2 separate regions of the Homo sapiens genome follow, and region 2 is linked to region 1. A link is an interaction called in ENCODE POLR2A ChIA-PET data of the cell type or tissue named here. Cell type or tissue: MCF 10A. All regions are shown on one strand. Each heading gives the region's core, and the rest is flanking DNA. Links, peaks and the distances in the headings are about the cores only. Region 1 has its middle 18 kb from the start of DHRS9. Region 2 overlaps PPIG (peptidylprolyl isomerase G).

Region 1 (5,506 bases), core at 233-5,232:
GGCACAGTGGCATGCATCTGTAATCCCAGCTACTTGGGAGGCTGAGGCAGGAGAATCACTTGAACCTAGAAGACAAAGGTTGCAGTGAGCTGAGATTGTGCCACTGCACTCCAACTTGGATGAGACAGTGAGACTCCATCTCAAAATAAAATAATAATAAATAAATAAAAGTTAAAAAAATAAGATAAATAAAAATTCAAAAATTTTCATAAGCTTATCCCAAACACTTTCTTATATCAATACATATACCTTTATCCAGTGGTTTTTGAAAAATGGTTGTATCATAGTTAATCATATGAGCTTGCTTGGCTAACGTCCTATAATTGGGCATTTAGATTGTTTCTAATTTGTCATCATTATGAATAATACTTTGAAGAATATCTTTGAATGAACATTTTGTTTATGTGTAATTGTTTCCTGACAATGAATTCCTAAAATTTGTACCCTTTAAGCATGTTTATATGGATGCAGTTTGTAGTAGATTGTTTTTGCAATGCACAAATCTCTTTATATCCTTGCCCTTATCTGTAGTTCATTCCCACATTGGCTCTGTGTTTGGCAGTGTTACTTGTTTTGGACAATGGGACATCAGCATATAAGATTTAAGCACAGACTTAAAAAAGCACAATAGGGCTTGCCCTCTTGGAATGCTACCACCATATAAAGAAGTCTGGGCTGGCTTGCTGGAGACCTGTGGCTTCAAACACCAACACCAAACCACTTCAGACCATTCAGCCCAGTTGAGCTGCCCAATGATTGCAGACACATATATGGTACTTGGTAAGACTTCCATTTGAGGTCACTTCAATTCTTTTTTTGTTTGTTTGTTTTTTGAGATGGAGTCTCCCCCTGTTACCCAGGCTGGAGTGCAGTGGCATGATCTCGGCTCACCGCAACCTTCACCTCCTGAGTTCGAGTAGTTCTCGTGCTTCAGCCTCCTGAGTAGCTGGGATTACAGGCACACTCCACCATGCCCAGCTAATTTTTTGTATTTTTAGTAGATACGGGGTTTTGCCATGTCACCCAAGCTGGTCTTGAACTCCTGAGCTCAGGCAATCCACCCTCCTTGGCCTCCCAAAGTGCAAGGATTACAGGTGTGAGTCACCACACCCAGCCTGGGTCACTTCAGTTCTTAGCCTGCAGAATTGTCAGTGTTGAGGATCAGAGCATGGTACCCAAAATACGGCACCTTGGCATACGGAGTATGTTAAGCTGGAGGAAACTGAGAAAACTGCACAATCAGGCAGGTTACTCTCGATCCTTCTCCAACCTTTCTCTCTTGAAGCAAGTCATAAAAGAATTCTCTGACCTACATTCCCGGAAAGTAGGTTATAAGACCCTCATTCCAGAGGGGTCCTGTTCTATACCTGAAGTGCAAGAAGAATCTGAACAGGCCTTGTCAAGTTCCCCTAGCTTATTACCATTAGATCACACCGTTTTGTCCTCCAGTCACACTTCTGCACCACTGCCCATAAAAATACAGTTTTCCTTGGGTCTTTAGGTTTTCTCTTTGGGTCTCCCGTGTAACAACAGACATGTTAACAAGAGAAAGGGATAAAAATTCGTGATGGGTGAGGAAAAGATATTATTTCTCCTCTACATCAGCAAGTAAAATGGTTGTTGTTTAAAGCAGTGAAGCTTTAGGGTAGTGTGTTATACAGCAAAAGCTAATTGATACAAGCTTATATAGCAAATTCTTATGTTTATACATAGTTATTTTGGGGTCATTTGCAATTCCAAGTTGAAAAATGACACTAAGAGTGCTTAGTAACTGACTATATCTGCCAGTGGGTGTTTTATTAGTCTTTTGTAATTAACAGGTCATTTAATGTGGATTCTAAAGATATAAAATATCATTTCTCAATTTCTTTGGTATTAAAAACTCTCATTTTTTCTGCAGCAAGCAACTGTTTATTTGCTTAAACAATAAAAAAAGCAAATGTTTAGTGATTCCCTAGGCAAAGACAGTGTTCTATATTTACAAAAAATTGAAAAATTATTTAATCGTGACTATCAAGTTTTTAACAGAATAGCACCAGTAATTTTTTAAACAACTGTCAAACATGGTAAGTGATCATTTCAAAGGTGAACATTTTTTGTCTTAAATATTTTCCGAATTTTTTCTCTATTTTTGTGATTTGAAATTTTTACCAGAAATTAACCAAGGGTGGTTCTGTTTATGTTGACCTTTAATCTTTATACTTTGAAATTTTTCTACTCAGAAAGTTAATTTACTAAATGATTATTAGTTCAATTTTATTGGCTTTGTTACTTCTTCAGGAAGCTTCGCACTTCTTGTAGGTCTCCGTTTTCTGTAATTTAAATTGATAATCTCTACTTCATCATTTTCTAATTTTTATGTTCTACAGTTTGGAAGAATTCTCACATTTATATATCATGTCACAGATTCCATTTCTTATGTTTGCTTGTTGTTTACTGTTTATAGTGAAGATTTCAATTCTGTTATGGTAATGCATTTTTAGTTTTCTGTTCTCCTTCCTTATTTCCTTCTATGATCTTTTCACATAATGATTTTCTCTCCTCCTGTCTTTTACTCCTATTTCATTTATTTTATATGCCTCTGCTTCCTATTCAGTTTGCCAAACAGTTTTCTAAATTTTTTTTTGGTGTCAATTTTAGTCACTTTTAGGCCTGTGTACTTGTTAGCAGTGTATTAGGTCTGCCATGATAAAAGACTACAGACAAGATAGCTTAAACAACACAAATTTATTTTCTCACCATTCTGGAGGCTGGAAGTCTGAGATCAGGGTGGTGGCTGGTGTAGTTTCTTCTGAGGCCTCACCTTGCCTTGTAGATGACTGCCTTCTCACTGGGTCCTCACATGGTCTTTCCTCTGTGAACGCACATTCCTACTGTCTTTCGTGAGCTAGGATGCCTCACAAGGATGCCTCTTCTTACAAGGATACCAGTCAAATTGGATTAAGGCCTACTCTAACAGCCTCATTTTAACTTAGTCACTGCCTTTAAAGGAACTATCTCCAAATGCAATCACATCCTGAAGCTTCTAGATAGAAATTGGGGTTGGAGAGGACAATTTAACCCACAAGAGTACCTCAAGTGTAAGTACGACCTTCCCTTTTTGTCATTAATCATTGTGTGTATGCGTCATATTTTGTTGTTTTATTCCTGCTTAGTCATCTTTGCATGAGTAGAAGTGATGAGTCTAGAAATAATGTTTACAATTAGATAAAGCATATAAATTTACCTTGGAGGTGCTTTTTGTTCATTTGAATAGTTGTTTCTATTCTTTGTTTTGTGTGGCAAAATACACATAACATAAAATTTACCATTTAAAATTTTAAGGTGCATGATTTAAAGATATTAAGTGTGTTCACAATATTGTGCAATAATTACCACTCTCTGGTTCCAGAAATTTTTCATTATCCTAAATGAAAACCCTCCATCCATTAAGCGGTCACTCTCTATTCTCTTCTCCCCTCCATCTCTGGCAAACAATAATCTCTTCTTTCCCTGTGGATATGCCATTCTGGATATTTCATTAAGAGAATGGAACCATGCAACAAGTGGTCTTTTCTGTCTAGCTTTTTTCACTTAACATAATTATATTTCAACGTTTATTTATGTTGTAGCATATATCAGTACTTTATTTCTTTTATAGTTGAATAATGTTCCATTGTATGCCACATTTTGGTTAACTACTCATCTGCTGATGAACATTTGGGTTGCTTTTGACTATTATGAATACAGTTGCCATGAACATACACATACACATTTTTGTTTGAATGTCTATTTTCAATTCTTTTGGTTATGTCCTCTAGGAGTGAAATTGCTGGGTCATATGGAAATTATATGTTTAACTTATTGAGGAACTGTCAAACTGTTTTTCATAACAGACAGCTGTACCATTTTAAATTCCCACCAGCAATGCATGAAGGTTTCAATTTCTCCATATCCTTGTCAACCCTTGTTATTACCTATATTTTTTTTAACTTTGGGCATCCTAGTGGGTGTAAAGTGATATCTCACTGTGGTTTTGATTTGCACTTCCCTAATGCTGAACACCCTGTTTATATATTCTGGACACCAGAGCCTTATCAGATATTTGATTTGCAAGTATTTTCTTCTATTCTATAGGTTGTTTTTTACTCTCTTGACAGTATCCTTTGATGCAAAAAAGTTTCAAATTTTGATGAAGTCCGATTTTTATCTTCCTTCTTTTGTTGCTTGTGCTTTTGGTGTCATATTTAAGAACCACTGCCAAACTGAGGTCATAAAGATTTGCCCATATATTTTCTTCTGAGTTTTATCATTTTGGCTCTTAGATTTAGGTCTTTGATCTATTTTGAGTTAATTTTTGTATATAGTGTGAGATAGGTGGTCCAACTTCATTTTTTTAACTTGTGGATATCCACTAGTCCCAGCACCATTTTGTTGGAAAGTCTATTATTTCCCTGTTGAATGATCTTGGCGCTCTTGTCAAAAATCAGTTGGCCATAAATGTCTGAGTTTCTTTCTGTTTTCTGGTTGATTTGTAGTGTTCTCTTCCTTCTTTCCTGTCTTCCTTTTAGTGAAGCTAATTTTCTCTGGTGGTATGTTTTAATTTCTTGCTTTTTGTTTTTTGTGTGTGTCTGTTGTACGTTTTTTTTTTATTTGAGGTTACCCTGAGGCTTGCAAATAATATCTTACAACCCATTATTTTAAACTGATGACAACTTAACAGTGATTGCGTAAACAAACAAGCAAAGAGAAAACTAATACAAATTCTACATTTTAATTTCATCCCTCTGCTTTTAAACTTTTTGTTGTTTCTATTTATACTTATTGTACTGTCTTGGAAAGCTGTAGTTATTATTTTTGATCCGTTCATCTTTCTTTCTACTCAAGATATGAGTATTTTATACCCCACAATTACAGTGTTATAATATTCTGTGTTTTTCTGTGTACTTATTATTGTTGGTGAGTTTTACAACTTCAGATGATTTCTTATTGTTCATTAATGTCCTTTTCTTTCAGACTGAAGGACTCCTTTTAGCATTTCTTATAGGACAGGTCTGATGTAGATGAAATCCCTCATCTTTTGTTTGTCTAGGAAAGTCTTTATTTCTCCTTCATGTTTGAAGGATATTTTCACAGTATATACTATTCTAGGATAAACGGTTCCTTGCCTCAGCACATTAAGTAAGTCTTGCCATGCTGTCCTGACCTGTAAAGTAACCCCTGAAAAGTCTGCTGACAGACATATTGGAGCTCCATTTTATGTTATTTGTTCTTTTCTCTTGCTGCTTTTTGGATCTTTTCTTTATACTTGACCTTTGGGAACTTGATTAATAAATGGCTTGAGGTAGTCTTCTTTGGGTTAAATCTGCTTAGCATTCTCTAACTGTCCTGTACTTGAATATTGGTATCTTTTTCTAGGTTTGGAAAGTTCTCTGTTGAATAAACTTGCTACCCCATCTGTCTCTCTCTCTACCCCCAAAAAGCCAATAACTCTTAGATTTGCCCTTTTGAGGTTATTTCTAGATCT
Region 2 (5,268 bases), core at 269-5,268, 550 kb before region 1:
TGATGGACTGCCTAAGAAAATAAGCTTTTTAAAATAACATGAAAAAATGTGTTAAATGCCACATGAAAAAAGATAATTGTACAGTAGTAAGAATTACTTAAAAAATACCCCCATGAAATGAAATACTATCTATGAGAAATCATAATCTTACATATTAAAATTACAAACGTAACATTTTTTCACCAATTGGATTGACAAAAATAAAAAATGACCTCATTTATTGTTGCTGCTGGTAAAGGGATAAACTGATAGAATTACTTGATTGCCAATTTGACAACAAATATCCATATTACAAATGCATTTAAGACTCTCTGACTCAGTAATTCCACTTCTAGGAATTTACTTTATGTACATCCTTACACATTCGCAAAATAAGATATGTGCAAGGTTATTCAATGTACCATAATTTGTAGTAGTAAAAGGCTGTAAACCTAAATGTCCATAAAGGAGGAACAGGTTATAGAAATATAAACCTGTATTTATATAAATATAAATATTTACCTATATTTACATAAATATATTTACCTGTATTTATATAAATATATTTACCTGTATTTATATACATATAAATATTTACCTGTATTTATATAAATATAAATATTTATAATACTTTGATAAATGTATATATAATTTGATATATAATACAAAATAATTTAATAAATATAAATCAGGTATACCACTGTATACCTGTAGAAAGTACAAAGCTATTAGAAAGAATGAGAAATCTGTTCATTTACTGCTGTCTCCAAGATAGGGAGAACTATTTCCTAAAATCTGTAAATGTTAACTTATTTTGTTAAATGAAAAAGAAAATAAGCCAGGCGCGGTGGCTCATGCCTGTAATCCCAACATTTTGGGAGGCCGCTTTGGGTGGATCACAAGGTCAGGAGATCGAGACCATCCTGGCTAACACGGTGAAACCCCGTCTCCCCTAAAAATACAAAAAAATTAGCCGGGTGTGGTGGCAGGCGCCTGTAGTCCCAGCTACTCAGGAGGCTGAGGCAGGAGAAAGGTGTGAACCCGGGAGGCAGAGCTTGCAGTGGGCCAAGATCGCGCCACTGCACTCCAGCCTGGGCGACAGAGCAAGACTACCTCTCCAAAAAAAAGAAAAAGAAAATAAAAGGCTAGATGCAGTGGCTTACACTTTAGAAGGCTGAGACAGGTGGATTGCTTGAGTCCAGGAGTTTGAGACCAGCCTGGGCAACATGGCAAAACCGTCTCTACAGAAAATATAAAAATTAGCTGGGCATAGTGATGCATGCCTGTAGTCCCAGCTACCTGGGAGGCTGAGGCAGGAGGATCATTTGGGCCCAGGATGCGGAGGTTGCAGTGAGCTGAGATTGTGCCATGGCACTCCAGATTGGGCGACAGAGTGGGACCCTGTATCAAAAAAAAAAAAAAGGTTGCCCAGGCATGGTGGCTCATGCTTATAATCCCAGCACTTAGGAAGGCTGAGGCAGAAGGATTGAAACACCAGGCTGGGAAACATAGGGAGAACTTTGTTTCTATTTCAAACAAACAAACAAACAAACAAACAAACAAACAAACAAGCAAGGTACAGAAGTGTGTAGGATATACTGTCTTTGTATATTTTTAAAAGAAGAGAGAGCTGGGCGTGGTGGCTCATGCTTGTAATCCCAGCACTTTGGGAGGTCAAGGCAAGTGGATCACCTGAGATCAGGAGTTTGAGAGCAGCCTGGCCAACATGGCGAAACCATGTCTTTACTAAAAATATAAATAATTAGCTGGATGTGGTGGCGCACGCCTGTAGTCCCAGCTACTCGGGAGGTTGAGGCACAGAATTGCTTGAACTCAGGATGCGGAGGTTGTGGTGAGCCAAAATTGCACCAGTGCACTCCAGCCTGGGTGACAGAGTGAGACTCTGTCTCAAAAAAAAAAAAAAGAAAAGAAAAGGAAAAAAGAAAAACGAGAGAAAAACGAAAGTGGGGCCAGGCATGGTGACGTGCACCTGCAGTCCTAGCTACTCAGGAGGATCAGGTGGGAGGACTCTTTCAGCCGAGGATTTTGAGGCTGCAGTGAGCTATGGTAGCATCACTGCACTCCAGCCTCAGACCATCTCCAAAAACAAAATTAAATTAAATTTTACAAGTATGTATTTGCTTAACAAAAAGGCATCTAGGGAGAGAGAAAATGGGTAACTGGAAAAGAGGGCTAAGATTTTTCACTTTATAACCTCATATTTTCAATTTTATACCACATGAATATATTATCTATTAAAAATTATTATAACATATCCCACTCCTAGGTATACACTCAAAAGAAAGGAAATCATATATCAAGGAGATATCTTCACTCCTATGTTTATTGCAGCACTATTTACAATATCCAAGATTTGGAAGTAACTTAAGTATCTATCAACAGATTACCAGATAAAGAATATGTGGGCTGGGTGTGGTGGCTCCCGCCTGTAATCTCAGCACTTTGGGAGGCGAAGGTGGGCAGATTACCTGAGGTCAGGAGTTCAAGACCACCCTGGCCAACATGGTGAAATCCTGTCTCTACTAAAAACACAAAAGTGAGCTGAGCGTAATGGCGCATGCCTGTAGTCCCAGCTACTCTCAGGAGGCTGAGGCAGGAGAATCGCTTAAACCCGGGAAGCAGAGGTTGCAGTGAGCTGAGATTGCGCCACAACACTCCAGCCCAGGCAACAGAGTAAGACTCCGTCTCAGAAAAAAAAATGGACCAGGAGAGATATTAGTGCTGGTTGCGTGGCTCCAAAGGCAGACACTGTTGGGGGACTGCTGCATTAGGTGACTCCTGGAGCCTTCAAGTCTTCAATTTTCTTTAGGTTTCATGGGGAGTGAGGCCCTTCAGGCTGCTGAGTGTTACAAGAAAGTTCTCCGCTTTCCTGCCTCACTGAGCAGTCTAAAGGAGGTGAGGTGAGCTTTCTGCTGGCATTACTTCTGGCACCATCTGCTTTTCCCTAAGGCCAAAGTTTCCCTGGGATCTAGGGGTTTAGGCCACTCAAAACACAATTTTCGGCCGGGTGCGAAGGCTCACGCCTGTAATCCCAGCACTTTGGGAGGCTGAGGCAGGGGGATCACTTGAGGTCAGGAGTTCCAGACCAGCCTGGCCAACATGATGAAACCCCATCTCTACTAAAAATACAAAAATTCACAGGGCATGATGGCGTGTGCCTGTAATCCCAGCTACCTGGGAGGCTGAGGCAGGAAAATTTCTGGAACCCAGAGGGCAGACAGAGGTTGCAGTGAGCCAAGATCGCGCCACTGCACTCCAGCCTGGGCAAGAGTGAGACTCCGTCTCAAAAAAACAAACAAAAAGGCCGGGCGCAGTGGCTCAGGCCTGTAATCCCAGCACTTTGGGAGGCCGAGGCGGGTGGATCATCTGAGGTCAGGAGTTCAAGACCAGCCTGACCAACATGGAGAAACCCCATCTCTACTAAAAATACAAAATTAGCCGGGCGTAGTGGCACACGCCTGTAATCCCAGCTACTCGGGAAGGCTGAGGCAGGAGAATCGCTTGAACCCGGGAGGCAGAGCTTGCAGTGAGCCAAGATCGCGCCACTGCACTCCAGCCTGGGCAACAAGAGCGAAACTCAGTCTCAAAAGCAAAAAACAAAACAAAACAAAAAACTGTGATACATATACACAACGGAGTACTATTTAACCATTAAAAAGAATAAGATCCTGTTATTTGTAACAACATGGATGGAACTGGAAGGTCATTATAGTAAGTAAAATAAGCCAGGCACAGAAGGACAAACTTCACATGTTCTCACTTATTTGTGGGAGCTAAAAATTTAAACAATTGAACTCTTGGAGATAAGAGAGTAGAGAGACTGTTACTAGACACTTGAGAGGGTAATGGGGACTGGAAGTGAGGATGGTTAATGGGTGCAAAAAAATAGTTAAGAATCAATAAAACCTAGTGTTTGCTAGCACAATGGGGTGACTAACGATACTCAAAAAAAATTTAATTGTATATTTAAAAATAAAGAGTATAACTGGATTGTTTGTAACAAAAAGGATAAATGCTTGAGAAGACGGATACTTCATTCAGTCTAACGTGATCATTATGCATTGCATGCCTGTATCAAAATATCTCACGTAACCCATAAATATACCTACTATGTACCCACAAAAATTAAAAATTAAGAAAAGGGTAACTTTTAAGACACTGAAAAAACTTACTATAAAAATGAATAGGCCAGGCGCAGTGGCTCACGCCTATAATCCCAGCACTCTGAGGCGGGTGGACCACCTGAGGTCAAGAGTTCGAGAACAGCCTGGCCAACATGGCAAACTCCATCTCTACTAAAAATACAGAAATGAGCTGCATGAGGTGGTGGGCACCTGTAATCCCAGTTACTCAGGAGGCTGAGGCAGGAGAATCGCTTGAACCCGGGAGGCGGAGGTTGTAGTGAGCTGAGATCATGCCACTGCACTCCAGCTTGGGCAACAGAGTGAGACTCCATCTCAAAATAAAATAAAATAAAATAAAACTGCCAGGCATGGTGTCTCACGCCTGTAGTCCCAGCACTTTGGGAGGCCAAGGCATCACTTGAGGTCAGGAGTTCAAGACTAGCCAGCCCAACATGGTGAAATTCCGTCTCCACTAAAAAATACAAAAAAATTAGCTGAGCGTAGTGATGTGCACCTGTAATCCCAGCTACTTGGGAGGCTGGGACAGGAGAATCTCTTAAACCCAGGAGGTGGAGATTGCAGTGAGCCGAGATTGTGCCACTGCACTCCAGCCTGGGTGACAGAGACTCTGTCTCAAAAAAAAAAAAAAAAAAAAAGAAAAGAAAGAGTAAAACTGAAGAAGAAAAATTACCAGATTGTTCATGAATGACAAAATAGTCATACCAGGTGAAAAAAGCAAGTTAGTAAACAATACAGACTATAAAATCCCAATTTCACACGTATCAGTAAGCACATTAAAAAGACAGGATTTACACCATAATGTTAGCAATCATCATGTGTGGGCCATGGGTTTAAGGGTAATTTTTAATGTATTTGTTTTCCAATTTTTCTTCAATTTCGTAATCAGGAAACAATTATTTTTAAAAAAGTACTAATAAAATGCGTTTTTTTTTTTTTGCCTATCAACAGCAAAGATCTTTTAAAAGAATAACTCTCAACACATGTACAAATGGAAACAGGAATTTATACTACTACTAGTGATCATATACAACTCCTTTGAAATTTAAGAATATGAGAAATTCATAAGTGTTTATACTTTGAACCAGTAAAATTCAACTGTTGGAAATCTATTATGAGGAACTAC

What was found. Peaks named below come from ENCODE experiments on the same cell type or tissue, not always from the same donor. Only the 100,000 strongest peaks of a DNase experiment are listed, where the experiment ranks them.
Region 2: POLR2A ChIA-PET joins it to region 1 with 5 read pairs; 2 of 35 experiments call an interaction of 5 or more read pairs at or near these places.

Annotation. Positions count from the first base shown.
Region 1 is chr2:169,048,537-169,054,042 of GRCh38, reverse strand. No RefSeq gene overlaps it. Among named protein-coding and RNA genes, the nearest start is that of DHRS9, 18 kb to the left of the region's middle. In MCF 10A, for the core only: no CTCF peak of the experiment used is centred there; a DNase peak (open chromatin) is centred at 3,122.
Region 2 is chr2:169,594,138-169,599,405 of GRCh38, reverse strand. All of the region lies in intron 1 of PPIG (peptidylprolyl isomerase G), which reads right to left. Among named protein-coding and RNA genes, the nearest start is that of PPIG, 12 kb to the right of the region's middle. In MCF 10A, for the core only: no CTCF peak of the experiment used is centred there; no DNase peak of the experiment used is centred there.